2 separate regions of the Homo sapiens genome follow, and region 2 is linked to region 1. The links are chromatin loops, found by intact Hi-C in ENCODE. Cell type or tissue: Calu3. All regions are shown on one strand. Links, peaks and the distances in the headings refer to the core of each region. The heading gives the core; the rest is flanking DNA. Region 1 has its middle 55 kb from the start of LINC01675. Region 2 overlaps FAM78B (family with sequence similarity 78 member B).

Region 1 (8,343 bases), core at 52-8,051:
TTGCAGTGAATGGAGATCGTGTCATTGCACTCCAGCCTGGGCAACAAGAGTGAAACTCCATCTCAAATTTTTTTTTTGTTTTGTTCAGAACATTGTGTTGTCCAGTTCTTCCAAAATTCTTCCTTTTAAAGAACATTCCATGCTCATGGATAGGAAGAATCAATATCGTGAAAATGGCCATACTGCCAAAGGTAATTTATAGATTCAATGCCATCTCCATCAAGCTGCCAATGACTTTCTTCACAGAATTGGAAAAAAATACTATAAAGTTCATATGGAACCAAAAAAGAGCCCACATTGCCAAGACAACCCTAAGCCAAAAGAATGAAGCTGGAGGCATCATGTTACCTGACTTCAAACTACACTACAAGGCTGCAGTAACGAAAACAGCATGGTACTGGCACCAAAACAGAGATATAGACCAATGGAACAGAGCAGAGCCCTCAGAAATAATACCACATATCTACAACCATCTGATCTTTGACAAACATGACAAAAACAAGAAACAGGGAAAGGATTCCCTATTTAATAAATGGTGCTGGGAAAACTGGCTAGCCATATGTAGAAAGCTGAAACTGGATCCCTTCCTTACACCTTATAGAAAAATTAATTCAAGATGGATTAAAGACTTAAATGTTAGACCTAAAACCATAAAAACCCTAGAAGAAAACCTAGGCAATACCATTCAGGACATAGGCATGGGCAAGGACTTCATGACTAAAACACCAAAAGCAATGGCAACAAAAGCCAAAATTGACAAATGGGATCTAATTAAACTAAAGAGCTTCTGCACATCAAAAGAAATTACCATCAGGGTGAACAGGCAACCTACAGAATGGGAGAAAATTTTTACAATCTACCCATCTGACAAAGGGCTAATATCCAGAATCTACAAGAACTTAAACAAATTTACAAGAAAAAATCAAACAACCCCATCAACAAGTGGGCAAAGGATATGAACAGACATTTCTCAAAAGAAGACATTTATGCAGCCAACAGACACATGAAAAAATGCTCATCATCACTGGTGATCAGAGAAATGCAAATCAAAACCACAATGAGATACCATCTCACACCAGTTAGAATGGCAATCATTAAAAAGTCAGGAAACAACAGGTGCTGGAGAGGATGTGGAGAAATAGGAACACTTCTTCACTGTTTGTGGGACTGTAAACTAGTTCAACCATCATGGAAGACAGTGTGGCGATTCCTCAAGGATCTAGAACTAGAAATACCATTTGACCCAGCCATCCCATTACTGGGCATATACCCAAAGGATTATAAATCATGCAGCTATAAAGACACATGCACACGTATATTTATTGTGGCACTATTCACAATAGCAAAGACTTGGAACCAACCCAAATGTCCAACAATGATAGACTGGATTAAGAAAATGTGGCACATATACACCATGAAATACTATGCAGCCATAAAAAATGATGAGTTCATGTCCTTTGTAGGGACATGGATGAAGCTAGAAACCATCATTCTGAGCAAACTATCACAAGGACAGAAAACCAAGCACTGCATGTTCTCACTCATAGGTGGGAACTCAACAATAAGAACACTTGGACACAGGGTGGGGAACATCACACACCAAGGCCTGTTGTGGGGTGGGGGGAGGGGGAGGGATAGCATTAGGAGACATACCTAATGTAAGTGACGAGTTAACAGGTGCAGCACACCAACATGGCACATGTATACATATGTAACAAATCTGTACGTTGTGCACATGTACCCTAGAACTTAAAGTATAAAAAAAAAACAGGAAAAAAAATTCTTCCTTTTAAAAATATTACATGTACATTAGCTCAGAGTTTTGTGAAATTATTTAGTTCAAATGCAATGCCAAGTCATTGGACCTAGTTTGTCACGTTTCACTTGGGTACTTTCAGCATTATTTTGGAATAGGAGTTAAACAAATGTGGCCAACAGCTTGTTGGAATCCAAGAAAGATTTTATCAGTTGTGTTTAGAAGCATGGCAGTCAGAAGCCATTTATTGGCTGGGCACGGTGGCTTACATCTGTAATTCTAGTACTTTGGAAGGCTGAGGTGGGAGGATCCCTTGAGCCAAGGAGTTTGAGACCAGCCTGAGCACCATAGCGAAACCTCATCTTAAAAAAAAAAAATCCCCATTTGTTGAGGCTGGGCAGTCAGTAAATACTCCATAATATGGTCAAAAAGTCTAGAGTGCAAAAATATATATAGATAGATTAAAAAAAAATCTAGGGTGGAAGTAAAAAAGAGGAACTGGATTCATGGGACTGTTAAGAAAGAACTTTCTACTAGTAAGGGTACTGAACGTGGTAGTTGCCTAACCAGGGAAGCTGGAGGAAATTTATGTTTACTTCTGACAAGAAATGTGGCTATAGAGTGCCTGATACTTGTGTTGACATGTGAGTGAAGCAGAGTGTTGAAGGCCTTGTACCTGGACTCCTGGATTTGAATCCTGGTCCTGCCACTTACAAGCTACGTGATCTTGGGCAAATTTCTTAAGCGCTCTGCCTTAGTTTTCTCATCTATAACTTGAAGATAATGTTTTAGCATTGTTGACAGGATCTAATGTATATAAGGTGCTTACAACAGTGTATGGCATACAATAAATAGTATGCAAATAGGTAGCTATTACTACTGTTAAAATATATATTTTTTCAATCACAGTGGTGTTGCCTTTGAAAAACCTTCAGCAGTGGTATAGATCCTGATCTACTGAATGTTTTAGAATAGTCTCTCTGATAATGCAGGCATGTGTTCCAGCAGATGTCCTCATGCCCAGTCCAGCTGCAGAACTTTACTTATTTATTTATTTTTTATTTTTTGGTTATTTGAATTTCTTTTTTTTCTTTTTTTAAATTTATTATTATTATACTTTAAGTTTTAGGATACATGTGCACAACGTGCAGGTTTGTTACATATGTATACATGTGCCATGTTGGTGTGCTGCACCCATTAACTCGTCATTTAGCAGTTAGGTATATCTCCTAATGCTATCCCTCCCCCCTCCCCACACCCCACAACAGTCCCTGGTATGTGATGTTCCCTTTCCTGTGTCCATGTGTTCTCATTGTTCAATTCCCACCTATGAGTGAGAACATGTGGTGTTTGGTTTTTTGTCCTTGCGATAGTTTGCTGAGAATGATGGTTTCCAGCTTCATCCATGTCCCTACAAAGGACATGAACTCGTCATTTTTTAAGAACTTTAGAAATTTGGACGCTGCTTCTCTTTCCTGGGGCTTCAAGGTGAGACACACTCTTCCTAGATGGACTCAGTTACCCAGGACTTTGGCACCCTCTAGTGCATGATAAATGTTGATGCTTTCCAGTTCCCCCCAGCATCTTAGAAAATCAGAGCAACCCCGAGCAGCAAATCATCCCATTGTAGAGGGCTGCTGGGAAAACCCTGCACCCTTGTCCAGGATAGACCTTGTAGGATCAACTGGGAGATCTTGATGTACATTTAAGATCCTGACTCTGCATCAGCAGCAGCAACAGAAGCTAGCAAGAGGCTCCATGACTTTAATCAGCATTCACCGCCAAGTCCATTATCTGTGTTGCTGAAAATGTGGGAGAGACATTGTGGTCATGTGTCAGCCTGTGAAGGATATGCTGACAGCCACATCCCAGAAAAATGCTGCAATTAAACCAAGTCTGAATGCTGTTCAAGCAAAGATGTAAGTACATTTAAAGTGAGAAACATGAGTGAAGAGGCCTCTGTGGGAGTTTAGAAAGGAAGAGACCAAGAAGATTGATTCTCATTCAGGTCATCATAAAACATTACACGAAGGAGGGAACATGTCAAGAGTTTTTGCTATGACTGAAGAGAGAAGAATTGTTTGCCACAGAGTAGGTGGGACAGAGAAGGCAGAGCCTGAGGTGTGCGTGGACTGAGAGAGAATGAACTGTGCCTTGCATAGTGGTGAGTATCCTCACTCCTGAACACTGTTTCTACATCTTTCTTGTCAAAGGAAAAGTTGGGGTGGGTTAGGGAAAGAGTGAGGGCCCCTTTCCCTTTATTATAGTCTTAGGATTAAAGGATGAGAGAGACAGAATGGCCAACCCCAGGCACATGTGTCCTGAGCTGAGAAGGACTCCTGAGTAAGTGAGTGGGTTAGTAAGTCCCTTCTGGTCTGGACGTCTTCCCTGGGTCCTCTTTTCTGTGAATGCCAAATGCCATTTATCCACTGGGATGTGCTCCCTACCCTACATATACCATGACATAGGTACGATGTAGGGAAGTAAAGCAGTGAACAACTTTTACTTTATCTGGACACCTGGACTGAGGATGATCTTGCCAATAAATCTACCCTACTTTACTTCCATTTTGGCAACATTCACTAACACCACGAAAAACACCATTTTCTTCTGTGTGTGTGTGTGTGTGTGTGTGTGTATGGCAAGGAGGGGTGTTAAAACTTACTACATATCAATTCTAAGATCCAGGGGGGCTTTATTTACACTTTCCTATCTCTGAAATTGAGATACCTCTTACATATAATATGGTGCATCATAATTTAATTGGTGGCAATTTTTATTTTTTCATAATATATAAAGTAATAATAAAATTGGAATTCATCTTCCAAATTGTTGATATCTATCTTGATGATGATAACTGATGAAATCTGGTAGTATGAAGCATGTTACCTAAATCCCTTCCAGAAGTCTGCCTTGCCCAATAATACCCCAAATATTTCAAATGCAAAATTTATTCTTCTGAATTATTGCAACTCAGATCTAAGGCATAAATATTTGCAGTGGATGCCATGGTGATCTTCCCAGAATACCCCCACCTAGGACTGGAATTGTTGTTGGTCAATAGCTTTCAGATGAAGAGAACTGCCCCTCCCTCAAACCTCATCCCCATCTTGGGGTCAGGCCACATCCAATGATTGGTTTATGTGGAGATGTGAAGGCTTGCCTCCTTTCCCCATTTGGGATAACTATAGAAGGCCATCCAATTCCAGAGCTTCCGGTAGGATTGGCTGAGGCCTTTGTTACACTGATTTTTATTTCAACTTCTCCCTTTGCCAATTATGCTTCCTTTACTTTTCCTGCATACACAGCTCCATCCTAAAGCCTGCTTCTCGAGCAAGTTAACCTGAAGCAACTGGTACCAGGAGCATCCCAAGAAACTCTAATATGGGGTTTTGGAGCTTCATCACCTGCTGGTGGACCAGCAATAGGATGAAGGTCTGAGTCACTATACCATGTAAGCTTCTTCACTAGCAGAGGTACAAATAGTGAAGGGACTCTAGAATGGAGGTTAGGAGGCATGGAAGAGGGAGATAATATCAATTGTTGCCTGAAGCACAACTGCAATGGCAAGGACTGTAGTTTATGCCACTAACCTTCCCATCATATGTTCCTACCAGAAAAAGGCCCAACAAAATCCTGGAGGAGATTTTATCAGAACTTATTACATGGAGCAAGCAGATACAGACAGTACAAGGAATAGACTACAGTGGATGCCATATAGTCATATACGTACTTCTCAGCTCTTTCCTATAGGACTAAAGCATGCATTCTCCCAGCTGCTTGGAATGAGAGTGGCCAATAGTTTTCACCTGAGCTCCTCTTGAGGCCTTGCCCTCAGGTGGAGACAGAAGCCTCCTTGCCTCTAAAGGTCAGGCTGCCTGCAATGACTGCTCATTGCATGTAATCTCTGGAGGCCATATTTAGCTAGACTAAGTTCCTATTAAACAGGAGATATTGTGAATTTTTGACTTTAGTGTGAGGTGACAAAAAGAAAGTATATAGTAAAGGTCAAGAGTAGAAATTTAGAAATGGCTGCTTTACTTGTCTATGCCAGAGTTTCTTCATCTGAAAATGAGGTTGATAATAATGCTTTTATGTCATAGGAAGGTTGTAAGTTTTAACTTTGATATTATATAATATATATAATAATCTCTAGACATATAGTAGGCAATCCATTTATGGTTGGTATTATTATCAGCTATTCTTTCTTAATTCTAGGGCAAAGAATTACCTCCTTACTTCTACCAGCTGACCCAGGCAGAGTCCAATGTATTTCCCTGCAGAATAGATTGAGGTTTCTTAATCCTCTCATTAGTGAGGTTGCAGGAAAGTATTCTAAATGTATTTTTAAAATTCTAATTTTGTCAAAAGACTCCAGTAAGATAGTGAAAAGTCAGGCTACAGGGTGAGAGAAAATATTTACAATACTTGCACTTGACAAAGATCTCATATCACAATATATAAAAAACTCTTACACATTAATAATTAAAAACCCCAGTCAACTCAACAGAAAAGTGGGCAAAAGTCCTGAACCAAACATACCTGCTGGAAAGGCTAAAAGGGGAGTTGCCAAGTGTTGGGAGGATGCGGAGGAACTGGAACTCTCTATACTGCTGGTGTTAACACAAAATAGTATATTCATTTTGACCAGGTGCAGTGGCTCACGCCCGTAATCCCAATACTTTGGGAGGCTGAGGCAAGAAGATTGTTTGAGGCCAGGAGTCTGAAATCAGCCTAGGCAATATAAGCAGACCTAGCTCTACAAAAAAAAAAAAAAAAAATTAATAGCCAGGTGGTGCGTGCCTGTAGTCCCAGCTACTTGGGAGGATGAGGCAGGAGGATCACCAGAGTTCAGGAGTTCAAGGCTGCACTGAGCCATGATCACGCCACTGCAGCCTGGGTGACAGCAAGACCCTGTTTCAAAAAATATATATTTTGAAACAGTATATATAGCGTATTCATTTTGGAAATCTGGTGGATTCTACTTAAGCTGGGCGTGTGCATTCCCAAACACCCAGCAGTTCTACCCTTAGGAATATACCCAAAGAATTGCATACATATTTTCACCCAAAATATTTAAGAATAGCCATAGCAGCACTATGTATAATAGACAATGTAAAAAATGAAAATTGGCTAACTACCCATCGATGTTGGAATGAGTAAACACATTGTGGTATAATTACACAATAAATACTATACAGTAATGAGAATGAATAACCAATAACTACATAAAGGAATGAATCTCATAAACTTAATATTGAGAGAAAAAATAAGACAAAACATACATACTGTAGGATTTAATTTTTATAAAGGACATATCTGACAAAATTAATCTATGCTATTAGAAGTGCAATACTGGCAACCTTTGGGCAAAGTATTGACTTCTGTGTGCTAGTAATGTTCTACTTTTTGTTCTGGGTGTTGGTTACATGGATACGATTATTTTATAAAAATTCATTGAATTTTATACCTTTGTGTACTTTTATGCATATATTTAGGCTTTAATAAATAGTTAAAAATATATCACTTATACATACATAACTAGCAAACTATATTTCTTTGGCTTCTAGGAGGCTCATACCTTGCAGAAGCAAGGAGGAGCTGAATTATCTTAAGTATCATCATCATCATCACCATTGCCAAAGGAAGAGGCCAAAGAGGTTGGTGGGGGTGAAGGGAGAATCAGATAAAAGAAATAGAGAGTTGAAGGGAAGATTTTGAATTTGTGTTTGAACCCAGTGATTTGTTCACATTTGTTAGGCCCTCTCTAGCCCCTGGGGCACCAAGTCAAGACTTATTTTGGCTGATGTCATTGACATATGCAAATAGGCTAAAAACTTTTCCCCAGTTTCCCAAATGTGTTAACAAAGCTGAATTATGAGCAGCAATTTATTTTTATTGACATTTGAAGCTTGAGAGTGTGGATGATGTTGACAATGACAGCATGTTGATGAGGCAAATTATATACTAGGCTTGAATGTGAGTTGGGGAAGGGAGAAATACCTAGAGAAGGTGTCCCTTGGAGATGACTGCTACTGTGGTAGACCCTCTTTCCCTTTTTTACTGTCCCCTTTTTACCGTTTTTACTTGTCAGGAGCCTATGTCAGACATTCGTAGCTATTGTCCCACCAAGAACTGGCTACTACTATTTTTCCTCCCTATCTGAAGATTTCTGCTTTCTCTAACTCCAGTTTCTTTTTTGTTTAAATAATTTCTTTTTAATTTCTGTGGGTACATAGTAGGTAGTAGGTATATATAGTAGGAACATAATAAGTACCCATTAACCATCCCCACTTCCTCCCAATTCCCTACTATCTTTCCCAGCCTCTGGTAACCATCCTTCTACTCTCTATCTCTATGAGTTCAATTGTTTTAATTTTTAGCTCTCACAAATAAGTGAGAACATGCAAAGTTTGCCTTTCTGTGCCTGACTTATTTCACTTAACATAATAACCTCCAGTTCCACCCATGTTGTTGCAAATGACAGAATCTCACTGTTTTTTATGGCTGAAGAGTACTCAACTATGTAAATGTACCACATTTCTTTATCCATTCGTCTGTTGATGGACATTTAGGTTGTTCCAAAA
Region 2 (8,343 bases), core at 250-8,249, 300 kb before region 1:
TTTCTGCTTATAAAAAGTGCTTTGCACAGGAACCAAAGCCCCAGGCTGAGTTGCTTTTCTTTTCTTTTTTTCTTACTGTTATTTGTTGAGGGCCATATAAATAGTCCTTAAACGATAAATGGATTCAAGAAGCCCATCTCTGCAATGAACAAAGCATCAAGCAAACACTCATGTGCCTTTTCTCCCAGGAAGTGTGTGAGACCTTTTCAGGCATGGATGTGGATGAATTTAGGAAACCCTCAATTTTAATGTTTTACCTTGGCCCTTCTCCAGTGCTCGAACTTCCTGATTCCTGGTTCCTCCTCTTGTCTTCTCCTGTTCTATTCTGGGAAACCCTTTTCTCTGAGCTCCAGAGTCAAAATTGTAGTCCTCTCGTCCTCTTCCCTTTCTTCACCTTCACAGACCCTGCTGCTTCTTCTCCTGCACTTTCTCTTCCATTAACCTCATCCTCCCTTCTCCTACCACAATCACTCTATTCAGGTCCCCAAGCCACCTTGTGCTGGCCTCTCCTTACTCTAATCCATTGCCACATGACCCTCTTCAACACAGCTATGGCCATGCCATGTCACTGCTAAATTAGGGACAATGAACACATTTGGCATTCCAAGCCTCCGTAGACTGATCACAAGGTCTTATCTCTTGCTACCTTCTCATCTAATCCTATGTGCTTTCTACCCTGGGTCACTGCTCCCTCTGATTCAAGCCCCTTCAGGCTATACCAGCCTATCTCTGTCTACTGAAACCCAAACATCACCTCCTCTGTGAAGTGCTTCCTCTCTGACACCTGAGCATGCCTTTCTGGTCTTAGTCATTTCTGTGCTTAAATATTCCTCCCATGAGAATGTGTCATCCATGAAAACAGGCACTGCTACTCACCTCTGTGGCTCTTCACACACAGTAAATATCAAGCCCATTAGAAAAGGACAAACTTACCTGAATCGCATGATGTGAAAGCATGGACGTAACAAGTCACTTGCTGGACCACATAGGGATGTGGATAGAATATGCTGTTTCTTCTTTCTGCTTCTACGTAAGTATAGACAATCAGAGAAGACTGGAATGCCAGAGAAGGAGGAAGACAACCATGATGTCTTATATTTTCACACAGTTATTTAATGTATCCTGCTAATCCTATGAGTTAATGCAGTGGTTCTCAACTGGGGACAATTCTGCCCTTCAGAGGACACCTGGCTATGTCTGGGAACACTTTTGGTTGTCACAGCTGGAAGGTACTACTGGCATTTAGTGGGTAGAGGCTAGGTATGCTGCTAACATCCTACAATACAGAGGACAGCCCTCTGCTGCCACTCCAACAAAGAACTAACCAGGCCAAAATGTCAATAGTACTGCTATTGAGAAACCCTGAATACTTATTAATTAAAATAAGTATTATTAATCAAGTTGAAAAAACTGACAAACAAGTGAGGTGGATTGCCCAAGATAGAACAACTATTTAAGTGGGAGATACAGGCCTAAGCCCCGGTTCCCTGACTCCCAGACCTGTGCTCTTTCTCCTGCATTGTGTGTACATCTGCACAGCCAGACACTGTGGCAGAACTCAGAAGAAACAGAACCAACAAAGAATGCTGTCATTACTAAGCTTGGCCGATGTCACAAGGCTGCGGGCCCAGGAGGTAGAATAACTTGGTGTATCTGCATCTCCCCAGGTGCTTTTTTTTTTTTTTTTTTTTTTTGATACAAGAGTCTTGTTCAACATGTTGCCCAGGCTAGAGTGCAGTGGTGCAATCTTGGCTCACTGCAACCTCCACTTCCCAGGTTTAAGCAATTCTCCTGCCTCAGCCTCCTGAGTAGCTGGGACTACAGATGCGTGCCACCACACCCGGCTAATTTTTGTATTTTTAGTAGAGATGGGGTTTCGCCATGTTGGCCAGGCTGGTCTGGAACTCCTGACCCCAAGTGATCTGCCCGCCTCAGCCTCCCAAAGCACTGGGATTACAGGAGTGAGCCACAAGAGTGAGCCACAGTGCCCAGCCCCCTAGGTGCTTTTTAATAGTGTCTCCAAATTATGTAAGACAGTGAGAGGCAATGTCAGAAGCCCAGCAGGCAGCTAAGGCCCATCCCAGTACACCAGGCAAAACTGCTCCAGAGTTAAAGCAACTCCACTGTTCCACGTTACAGAGGGGGTTAAAGGAGAGCAAACTACCTCACAGTAGTGGGCAGCTGAACCCTCCAACAGACAGTGACTTTACTGAGACCAAGCAACAGCAACGTTAGTTTTCCTGGTACGTGTGTCTGTGAGAAGACCTATCTTAGGGGGCTCTGCTGGGTAGAACTGGGCTGCATGAAGAATAAAATTTGACTGATTTGGGCTCAATATGAAGAAGACTGGGGAGAACTATCTAAAAGGGCACAAAGTTCCATGTCATTGGGGTTCAGGACACTGAGTGTCCCTTAGAAGAAAATAGTAAACATATTTTTACTATGTTTTATGAAAAAAAGTAAGGTTACGTGGCTATGCACTAGTTGGAGGTCCTGAACTGAAGACCCCAGCGGCAGGGCTGTCTAGGGGTGGGAGATGGAACCTGAAAAAATCCTGCCCTCACATGGCAGAAAATAGTCAGCTGGGGGCAGAAGACCCAGGTCTTAAATTGCAGTGACAGTGGTGTACATGCATTGCTCTCCCTCTGATGAAAGCTGTTGACTTCAGTTGAGAGAGACTTCTGCTGCAATCTGAGGCTGAATGTCAGGAAGGCCATATAAAAGGCAAGGCCTAAGCACAATTTTCTCCAATTTTAAAAACTTGTCAGCAGATACCTCTACAGTAAGAGCAACAGGCTATGAAGACTGGAAACATATTAGCTGTCATCATAAAATAAAGTAAATATGACATGTTTAGTGATGTCCTATCATTACTATTGTGTAACACCAGAATTAAGCAGTTCACATAATAGCTGAAAGGATATGTTTTGGTTTTTCTGTCCTCTCTTTGCTACCCAGAAGAGTGGTTCCAAATCTCCCCTCTCCCCTAACCCTCGCGGTGTGAAGAACATGACACACTGGACTTGACTAGCAAAATCTAGCTTGCGATTTAACGGTGTGATCCTGGGAAAGTCATGTAATTTTTATTTTGCAGTTTCCTTATCTGCAAAATGGGGATAATATTACTGCTTACCTTTATTGGGTAATTGTTGAGGATTAAGTGAGATGTTTGTGAAGTGCAAAAAAACCCAGGTGTGTGCAAAGTAAGTGGCTTGTGAATGTCAACCATTATGACAAAGGGCTTTACCATATGCCATCTCCCTTCTTGTACAGCAGTGGGAGATTCCCTCCATCCTCCCAATGAATGAATCTCCACCTAAGTATTGCTCTCTTTTGCCAAATCATTCCACCTAATTAGACAAAAATTTTCATGTTAGGATGAAGTCACCAAGTTCAAAAGCCACTTGCTTCTAGTTGTTTTCTGTGAGGAAACCACTACAAAGATAATACTACATCAGCTAAGTGTACCAGAAAGGCCAACTTTGTTATTTTATGCCCCATATTGTTAGATAAACAGTGACTTGAGTTACAGTACCAGCTTATGAGTGTGACAAAACTGCTTCATAGTATCTGCTGGTTTCTCAAGATGAACCATGATTAAAATGATAAGGGCAGTTTGTAGGGGTGTAACTGCCATATTTATGCCCTCTGGGATATGAGAACAATCTCTGGGGCTGATCTAAGGTTATCAGCAGCACTGAGACTTTGTTGAGGAATTGGAGCTTTCAACAACGAGGAAAGGTATGAGTTGTTCATTAAACTGGTAGGATCTTGGCAGGGCAAGGAGATTGCTGACTCTGAGAATAGCAGAGTGGCCCTGCTTTTCTCTTTGAGCACATTATTTCTGCTAGAGGTTAGACCCCAGTGTTTTTCTACTGGCTTCCTGGAGGAAGAATAAGGGCTGAGCTGTGCACAGCTGCATATCCTGACCTAGCAGCTTCATGGTAGTACCGGAAACTCCTCACAAGGTCCACTCTGGTCTTCCTCAAGAGCTGGTTATGGGAATTCTCAGGAGAAGAGAGGATACCTGTTATTGTGTAACTTTAGGTTTAGAGTTACATTTTCCTAAAGACAGATGTATGTTAGAGGTAGAATTTCTTAGACAAAACCAAACCTGCAATTTGCATATTCTGCCAGCAGGTGACAGCGATATGAAACAAAACACAAGATGTCTTTGCTTCATGTGGGGATCTTTCTGCAAATCCCACAAATGTGTAACTGTTAATTTCAATGATTTATTAAAATATTTGCAACTTTTAAATAATATTAATCTGTAAAGTTGAGCAATCTTAAAAAAAAAAAAGAACCGTAAATATAATGTGAAATAGTGAATCTGATTTTTGGTGGTTAGAAATGTATTCCAGTGCTAATCTTATGCCTAATTAATTAGAGCAGGTCTTTGCACACCTGTGGGCTTCAGGCTACGGCCTTTCTCAGGCCGTCTGCTTCAATTGCACTGGCTTCTCCTTCTCTGATGGCCACTCGCGAGGTGCTTACCATTATAATTGCCGTGTTTTGGAACTCCCATCTCCTTTCTCTAAACATTATTATTTATTGAGCCCTTACTTTATACGAGGAACTAAGTGAGATAACTTCATGCCACTTGTCTCATTTCATCCTCATCACCCCAAAGGTTACATGTACTTACCTCCATTTTACCAACGGGAGACTGAGAGTCAGTGAGTGACTGAGCCCAGACCTGCCTAACTCCCACCGTATGTTCTCCCCACTACCTCCCTCCTCAGGTTCAGAGAAAAGAAAGTTTGGGGGGTTTCCCCATGCTGTCAGGGGTTTTTCTGCACTGTCCCTACAACATTCAGTTTCTCCTGTCAGAAGGGAGAAATGCTCTACTTTATCCTTTTTGGAAAATAAGGCAAAGCAGTCCCCCATCCCACCCCCGACCCCACTATTCTTTTATTCTAGGGACTCCCTGAATGAGTGTGCATATAATATTTATTTACTGATCCACAGTATTTTGCTGCCAATGGGGCCTTGGAAGGCATTTAATCCAACTCCCTTTCTTTGCAGAAAAATGAAGCAGAAGTGCAGTGTTGCCCCTAGTCAAGCAACTAGCTAGTGGCAGAGGCAGGACTGCAGCTCAGGTTTCCCATCTTATGGTTGGGCTGAGTACCCCCTAGCTTTTCCAAATCATTTGAGAGAGTTCTGAAGAAGTGGCCATTTGAAAGACACCAGAACATTAAAGTAGTAATAATAATAATAATAATAATAATAAGTATAAGGTTAAACTGACCTAAAAAGACTGGAGCATAAATAGGTAAAAAGGTTAAACTGGCTTAAAAATTTTGACTGGAGCATATGAATTTAATAATACCTCAGTAGGTCAGACCAGCATTCATCCACCTAACATTCTGTTCCTGATTGTGGTGTCACAAGGCTCACCGGAGAATATGGGGGATCCATTCGTAACGATAACTTAAAACGATTAGAAAATGCTCTCTAATGTCCCTTTAATAACTCAATTTATATCTGTCATCCATGATGCTCTCTAAAGGTTCGTGTCTAGAATCTATTGATAATTTCAACACATACTGTTTCTAGGAGTAATGATTTTCACACATTTACTACCTACAGCGTAAAGTACTGCTTCCTTTTATTTGTCCTAAAACTATCAAGCTCTTTGGCTCTGCTCAGCAGGGCAGGATGAGAAGCCTTTAACATCTTTCACCTGAAGAATTATTTTTAAAGAAGCTAATTAAATGTACAATGAAAACAGGTATGTTACTATGCAAACACATTAATTAGGTCAATTGTGAGGTCCCTACACGTTCCCTGAAAAAGTTCAGTCCACCTACAGAGGTTAATTTTCCCCAGATGACTTCCAGCTAGAACTACTTCCATAGGAATTTTCTCTAAACAGCTGTATCAACACGGCTTATAACTGCCTCAGAAGAAAAAGTGAAAAAAAGCAAGACCAGTGGGCAGGAATGTATAAACTATAAAGTATAACAGCAATGACATCTTGAAAGCACATTCTTTTGTTTTCAAAGTCCAAAACTCTGAGAACAATTCCTCTTTGGACAAAGGGTACATTGGTAATGGTTAACCAACTCCAGCATCTAAAGCTAAAGCTGGGAGATGGCATAGCAGGAAGCATCATCCTGATGATGATTCACATCGCACTACCTGAATCCTTCCACATCAGGATTTACAATGAAAGCGTGTATCATGTATTGCTCCTTGTCTGTTTCACTAGCAATAAGTAACAAGATTCCATTGCTCTTCTACTCAGTCCAGTAGCATGAGACATGTTGGGTGAAGACATTCTCCTTAAAGATTCAAAGAAAGGACATAGATAGATAGCACTCTGAGTATTCTTTTGCAGGTGGGGAAAAGGAGAAAGAACCAAACTAGAGAGAATTCCAAATGGAGCTGTTTCCACCATGGTCTCAGGGTTCTGGACTACCTGCCCCAAACAACACAGGAGCAGCCATAGCACTTTTAACTCAACACCATGACTTTGTCAACTACGGAAGGGAGGTCTATGCCGAAAGAATTTTTCTTCCTCTGAATAGTCACATTCTGTGTGTGTTCTGCAAAGATGGTGCAAAAGTTAACAATCCAAGGTATTTTAGAATCAGTACAGACCAGACTTATTTTCCAGAAGTTGGTTTTTGACATATTAACAAGAGATCTAGTCTCCTAAGACCTAGAATATCCCCAGGGGTTCCTGCATTCTCAACATGAAGCAGAAGGAACATTGCAAGCCTCAATGCTAACTTTTTTCAAACAGTTCTTTTAAAGGGGACTTGTCACTCATGAGTATTCTAGGTGGGCTAAGTACAGTGTCTTAAACAAACCTGCCAGTAATTTGCTTGTCTGTGGGACCAGCTGGGAACTAGCAAAGGACACTGAGGATGTAACAGAACAAGACTGTATGAATTCTGATGCATGGAGGGTGTCAGAGATTTAATAAGAGTTCAATCTTTTAGCCATGCCTGAATTCACAGCATGGCTTTTTCCAAGAAGTGCCAAGTGCTTTAAAGATGACACACTAATCTTCACAGAGCCTGGGTGATGGAAAGCCTGAGCCTGCAGGGACAGGGTGTGAGGGTTGGGGAAGCTGACTTCTAGCTGTGTGCTGGCCCCCATGAGCGGATCAGTGACGTAGGTAACAGAGCAGCCATCTCCAGATGCCTTATCTCTCTGCCCTCACAGCTGCTGCTGTCTCTGCCAACTCTCATTCCAGTGTTATTATGAACCAGGACCCCTTCCTCTTCCCCTCTTTACAACAGCATAACTTTACCGATAAGTAATGGCAAAAAAATAAAGGCACCAAAGAGCAGATGAACAAGTAAATGGAAACAGGATGATCTACCAAAAAGAAAAAGCAATGAACTCCTGGAAGGCAACGTTATGAGATGAAAAAATCCACCTCTACCTGAGGCTCCAGGCTACCTTGCCCCTAACTGGGCCGGTGACTCTGATTTAGAGCAGTTGCAGCAACACAGCTTGCCTGGATGGTCAATAGTCTAGGCTCCTGCTCAGTTCCTGAGAGGGAAGAGGGTCTAGAAGATGCCTGATGGGGAGCTCAAGTTGCTGTGTGTTAGCATAATGCCTGGCACACAGTTGTCAAGCACTGACGTCTGCTAACTGAATGCACTCGTATGGCTCATAACTATCATGTGAGGTAGGTGTTATTACATTCTGTGAGGATACTAAGCTCCTAATGGAAAGAGAAGGGGCCTGAACCTAGATCTTATTTTAGTCCTTTACTTTTCCTACAGATCTATAGAAAAGGAGTGTTCCAGGATGACGTGATGTAGAGAGCATGAGGTTGGAAGGGAGGAGACCAGTTTTCTATGCCCAGAATGCTAGACTGGAAAAAAACTTGGAGAGCTAGTTGAGGAATGGCAAGCAATTTCCTTTTATGTGCTAACCCTGATTTTCAGCAGTGGTTGCTGGCTCCCAGGAGCCCTGTACTGAGGACTCTGGGCTGCATCTGGCTCAGCAGGACAGTGAGCTATGATCAATTAGCCATGTCTGCCACAGGCATGCAAAGGACTGAAAGGACTAAAGATGTCCACCATCCGCCATATTTTCTTTTTCTAGTCCAACCTATTTATTTTATAGATAATAAAATTAAGCATCAGAAAACAGATGTATTCTAAGTTACATAGCAGGACAGTAGCTGATATGTGAACCCAGGATTCTTGACTGTAAGTCCAGTACTTTTTTTTTTTTTAACTATGTTGGCTATCCTTGTCCTAATACTAGTTATACTATAGCTCCACAAGTATGGATAAATGTGCTCCCTGTGACTGAGTTTCCTCACCTGCAGATCAGAGGAAATAATTCCTATTTTATCTATCTCACAGAAATACT

The links. Peaks named below come from ENCODE experiments on the same cell type or tissue, not always from the same donor. Only the 100,000 strongest peaks of a DNase experiment are listed, where the experiment ranks them.
Region 2: a loop joins it to region 1, with 18 times the contacts of the local background. A loop is called at or near these places in 8 of 110 quality-filtered maps.

What each region holds. Positions count from the first base shown.
Region 1 is chr1:166,430,579-166,438,921 of GRCh38, forward strand. No RefSeq gene overlaps it. Among named protein-coding and RNA genes, the nearest start is that of LINC01675, 55 kb to the right of the region's middle. In Calu3, for the core only: no CTCF peak of the experiment used is centred there; a DNase peak (open chromatin) is centred at 3,283.
Region 2 is chr1:166,129,311-166,137,653 of GRCh38, forward strand. The region is part of intron 1 of FAM78B (family with sequence similarity 78 member B); the gene reads right to left. Among named protein-coding and RNA genes, the nearest start is that of MIR921, 21 kb to the right of the region's middle. In Calu3, for the core only: a CTCF peak has its summit at 4,115 (motif pointing right); no DNase peak of the experiment used is centred there.